2 separate regions of the Homo sapiens genome follow, and region 1 is linked to region 2. A link is a loop called in an ENCODE intact Hi-C map of the cell type or tissue named here. Cell type or tissue: GM12878. All regions are shown on one strand.

Region 1 (2,500 bases), 79 kb after region 2:
AAATATTATAAACCCAGCACAATCCAAACTTACAAAATTACTAGTTGGGGATCAAAAGAGGTAACCTGTCAAGTAATTCCTCTCACAATAATGATACTTTGCATTCATCCAATTTTTTGTTAGTTATGTTCTGCAAACATAATTTCAGTTTTCAAAATGCTGCTCTTAGGTAATTAAGAATGTAGAAAATAATGTCTCCAGGGTATTCCCGTTTCAAAGACAGAGAAATTGAGGCCCCAGAATAAATGGATTGAGCGAAATTACATACAAAAAAAAAAAACAAAGTAGGAGAAAAACCAAGGTCTGACCCTCACCAAGTATTCTGAGCAAGAGGAAACCAATTTTTCCAAACGTGGCTATAATATCATGCTCCAGATTCTGACGTCTGCAATGAAAGAATGCAGACTTTTAAATCCAGTTCCAGTCTTGCATGCACATGATACCTGTAAAAATTGGGAGAAACTTTTTCTTCCTGTCACTACCAAATTTAGTGCTTAAAAAAGTGAGGAAATCATTGCATTGGCCTGAGCCAGGCTTTGAGCTGGCAGGTGCTCATAAGCTTGTAACTTCCCCATTTATCTCTGCCAATGCACTTTAGTGCTGACCTGCTACACTCTGCTATTTCAGGACTGGTCCTCCCTTAAGTAGAACTGCCAATTGTGTAGATGTGGGCCAAATGATTTGGGGAGCTGTGTGATCTGAACAAACAAGTGAGTGATTGGAACCCAAAAGCAAAACAAAACTGACACCTCCTCTTTTAGGGGTGACCTAAGCAGGACTCGAACCCAGGTCTCACCAAGGTTAAAGGCTCATGCGTTAATCCGCTGCACCACCTGGCCCCTCTCGGTAGGTTTCCTTTCCAAGAGAGCAAGTTTTACAACAGCTGTTTATGCATTCTGAATGCAATCCAAAAGCATTATTCACCAGCCAAAACATACTTTTAAATAATGTTAAGTGACCAACAAAAGCAAAGAAATTAAAAGTTAATGGTGAGATCCTGTCGCTACAGCACCCCACTGTGGCTTTTTGAAAAAAACAACAGAAGAGATTCTGGGTCCCCCAAAGCACGAGTTTCTTAACAGAAATAGCCATATACACTTAAACTCAGTTAGGCAAAGTCCTGATCATGGAAAGGCTTTCCCTCTGCTGGGGTGGAGTGCTGGGGGTGGGGAAACACACTGATTGTCACCAGCTGTTAACATCACCCCTTTCTGTTCTTTCACAACAAAAGGATTTCACTAGGAGCTGACCATTTCATTGCTTTCTCACAGAATCCCCACCATCTCCTCCGACCAATTCACGCAGAAGCAGGCACCTTGGGGACCTCAGGTCACAGTCCCATGGGACCCTGACCGGTGCTGCCAAAAGCATGCCCTGGAACCAGGTGATAAAGGTCACGAGTTAGAGAGCTTCCATTGTCCCTGAGAGCAGTGCAGTGGGGCAGATCCATTTCAGAAGTGTCCTTACATCTACTGACCCAGGAGAGGAGGGGAGCTAATCCAAGAACAGAAGCTCCGGAAGCAGCTTCTGGAAGAAGGAAAAGGACAGAGCACAAGCCCAAGTTCTAAAATCAAAAGGGAGTCCTGGATTAAAAACCGTCTATGTGCATGTATTTTATGTGACTTCTTTTTCACCAGATCCTGGCCTTGTTATATTTAGTTATGGACAAATTAGTGAAGCTTTAAAGGAAAAACAGTGGGTATTTTGTTGACTTTTGCACTTAACAATTTTTTTTGAGCTACAACTTCCCAAAAGGACTATATATCACATTTGGCCTTTGAGAGAAGTATTAGCTCTATCCTCTGACTGCAGTTTTTCCCCCTTCTCTCCTGACATTCGAGCACTTTTCTGTCATAATTTTTATTCTCTTTAGCTTGACATTTGCTTTAAAGATCTTCTTAGTCTACTAAAATGAAGACATGCTTCTCTAAAGCACGTCATTCTCTCCAGGCCATGTTTAGGGGCTCACCTATCCTCTGGTCATTTCACACAAACAACCCATATCAGGTGCTGTTACATCATTAGGGCCATCTCTTCACCATTGGGGCCATTTCTTGGTAGCAGTTGGATGCTTGGGTTGTGGTATTTCAGAGCTTGGGGAAATTTTGGGAAACCTCTACTCCATCCCCCACTAGGGGGACAGGTGAGGGCCTTCATGAGAAGTTAGAGCTCCTTAAATGGCAGACCTGAGGCTACTAGAACTCAGTACCCTGACTCTCGGTCAGTTTCCTGCTAATACTTCACCAGTGTTCTTTATCTTAGCAGTCTTCCTCACCTTTTCTGTTCAATTTTAGCTTATGAATTCATGTTGAATTCCTGTATGTTCACTTATCCAGGAAAATTTTAAAGGACTTAATGGAAATCTGAGATAACCCCAAGGAAATCTGGAGGCCTTTATAAGCTCCTTCCACAGCGGGTGATAAAAACATTTGCACGATATATTATGAAGGAAAGGTGGGCTAAAAGAATGTACAGTGCCTAGGACATAATAGGATAGAGT
Region 2 (2,500 bases):
TTTTTTTGAGACATAGTCTCGCTCTGTCGCCCAGGCTGGAGTGCAGTGGCGCCATCTCAGCTCACTGCAACCAACGCCTCCTGGGTTCAAGCAGTTCTCTGCCTCAGCCTCCCAAATAGCTGGGATTACAGGCGCCCACCACCACGCCCAGCTAATTTTTGTATTTTTAGTAGAGATGGGGTTTCACCATCTTGGCCAGGCTGGTCTTGAACTCCTGACCTCGTGATTCGCCCGCCTTGGCCTCCCAAAGTGCTGGGATTACAGGCGTGAGCCACTGTGCCAGGCTGCTTTAAAAAAAAAAAACAAAAAACAAAAACAAAAAAAAAACAAAAAACAAAAAACATTAATTACTATGAAAGGCATGGCAAGTCTTAGTATGACACCAGTGATGATATTTTTAAAATAACACATTTTCGAGTGATAAAAGTAACAGTTGGGAGATAGACCAGAGTGCTTTAAAAATTAACATTTTCATAAAAATGAAAAACAATTTGACCAAAAATTGTGTCAGAAATAACTTTCACATACCGAAAGCTTGCCTACATGTTAAAAGCATTTGCAAGAGTACACATTTTTTTTTTTTTCCTGAGTAAACTTTCCCCTTGTTTTTCTGTGGGTGCAAGTGACTATACAGTACATAGAAAATTAGTGAGCAAAAAAAAAATAATTAGGATGAGTCACCTTACCTTTTAAGTCATCTTGCCACAAAATGGTTACCTACAATCCACATAACCAATTAATTCCTGCCTCCATACTCTAACAAAGACAGCCAGAATTTGGATCTAATCTTTTTTTATAAATCATTCTACCTCCAGGCTATCCCACTCCCTCATTATCCTGTTTCCTGGCCTCTTTCCCATTCCTATAATACAGCTGATTTCCCTGATAACCTCAGCACAGGCCCCTTTCCCAGGACCCTCCCCCATCATGAATCTTTCAAGCCTAATTCCATTGAAGTTAAAAAAGAAGCAACTCATTTGAGTGACTCATTCCTAGATACTTAGGGCGGAGAAACTAGATTCTGCAGCTGGATGAGTCATTTTGACTGGAAAGCCCCGATAGGAAAGAGGTTCTGTAGAGTGCATACAACAGAGGATGGGGAAATTATGAAGGTAGTAGGTACAGATAAACGCAGAACATTCAAATAGTGTTCCTTAGTCTGAAGCACTTTGATACCTTAAAGAGGAGTTCTACTTTGCAAATACCACTTTACAAGATTTTTTCCCAACATTTTCATTGAAAATATCTCCATTTACTTTAGCTGCTTTTAGGTCTACCATTTTTCTGGAGTCACAGTTATGTATTTGCTTGTTTTTTAATTTTATTTTTTAGAGGCAGTGTCTCTCTGACACCAAGGCTGGAGTGCAGTGGCTTGATCTTATTAATAGCTCACTGCAGCCTTGAACTCCTGGCCTCAAGCAATCCTCCTGCTTCAGCCTCCCAAGTAGCTGGGACTACAGGTATACACGACCATACATGGCTAATTTTTAAATTTTTTGCAGAGGCGGGGTCTTGCTACATTGCCCAGGCTGGTCTTGAACTCCTGGCCTCAAACAATCCTCCTGCCTTGGCTTCCCAAAGCATTGGGATTACAAGTGTGAGCCACTGTGCCCAGCCTAGCGTCATATTTAAATGTGGTTCTGCCAAAGTGGATTTTGTCCAAAGCTCCAGGAATATCCTCATGATAGAAACTTCCAGAGAGAGTTGGTGTCAAGCATTCAGTATGAGAATAGTATGAAAAGATATTTTCTCCTTTGTTCAAAATGAAACTAACTTATTGGTGTTTTCTGATTGAAACCACCTTTGCAAAGATGATGACAGTGAGAGAAGTCCAGCATGGCTGACTCCATTCTTGCTTCTGGCCTCACAGACTGGCTGCCTTTGCTTTTTCCTGGGCCTAGGGCAGGCTAACCATGGGGAGAATTTAGTTTATAATTTAACTTTGAAACAATGATGATAATAGTCCCTCCCTAAAACTAATGCCCTTCTGGCTCACAGACTGAAAACTAATAAAAGTCCACAAGACTAGGATTATGAGAAGGGTCTGAATTCTAAAATGAAGGTGTAGTTTCTATAATCCCTTACTGCTCAGGAGTCACGTGGCCAGAGGTCACAAGATGTGTCTTCCCCAGTTGCTTCTATAGATAACATCACTATTGTAGCATCTAAGATTGGTCTTTTGAGATGTTTTTCAGACAGCATTCTGGCAACTGACTGACCCCACCCAGACCCATGACTCAACCAGTCCTGTGGCCCCCATCCAGAGGTGGACTCAGCACATGAGGACCATTTTCTATACCCCTATGATTTCATCTCCAACCAATCAGCAGCACCCATTCCCTAGCCCCCTGCCCACCAAATTATCCATAAAAAACCTGGGCTCTGAGTTCCTGGGGAGACTCATCTGAGTGATAACTCCAGTCCTCCTGCTAGGCTGCCCTGCATTAATTAAACTCTTTACTGCAATAACAGGGTCTCAGTGAATTGGTTTTGTCTGTGC

What was found. Peaks named below come from ENCODE experiments on the same cell type or tissue, not always from the same donor. Only the 100,000 strongest peaks of a DNase experiment are listed, where the experiment ranks them.
Region 1: a loop joins it to region 2, with 4 times the contacts of the local background. A loop is called at or near these places in 2 of 110 quality-filtered maps.

What each region holds. Positions count from the first base shown.
Region 1 is chr4:145,886,463-145,888,962 of GRCh38, forward strand. All of the region lies in intron 3 of ZNF827 (zinc finger protein 827), which reads right to left. Among named protein-coding and RNA genes, the nearest start is that of ZNF827, 51 kb to the right of the region's middle. RefSeq lists a silencer at 542-641. In GM12878, no CTCF peak of the experiment used is centred here; a DNase peak (open chromatin) is centred at 1,335; H3K27ac peaks cover 1,017 bases.
Region 2 is chr4:145,807,484-145,809,983 of GRCh38, forward strand. The region is part of intron 8 of ZNF827 (zinc finger protein 827); the gene reads right to left. Among named protein-coding and RNA genes, the nearest start is that of C4orf51, 130 kb to the left of the region's middle. RefSeq lists enhancers at 1-73, 501-1,700, 930-1,119. In GM12878, no CTCF peak of the experiment used is centred here; DNase peaks (open chromatin) are centred at 678 and 1,028; H3K4me3 peaks cover 1,218 bases; H3K27ac peaks cover 2,500 bases.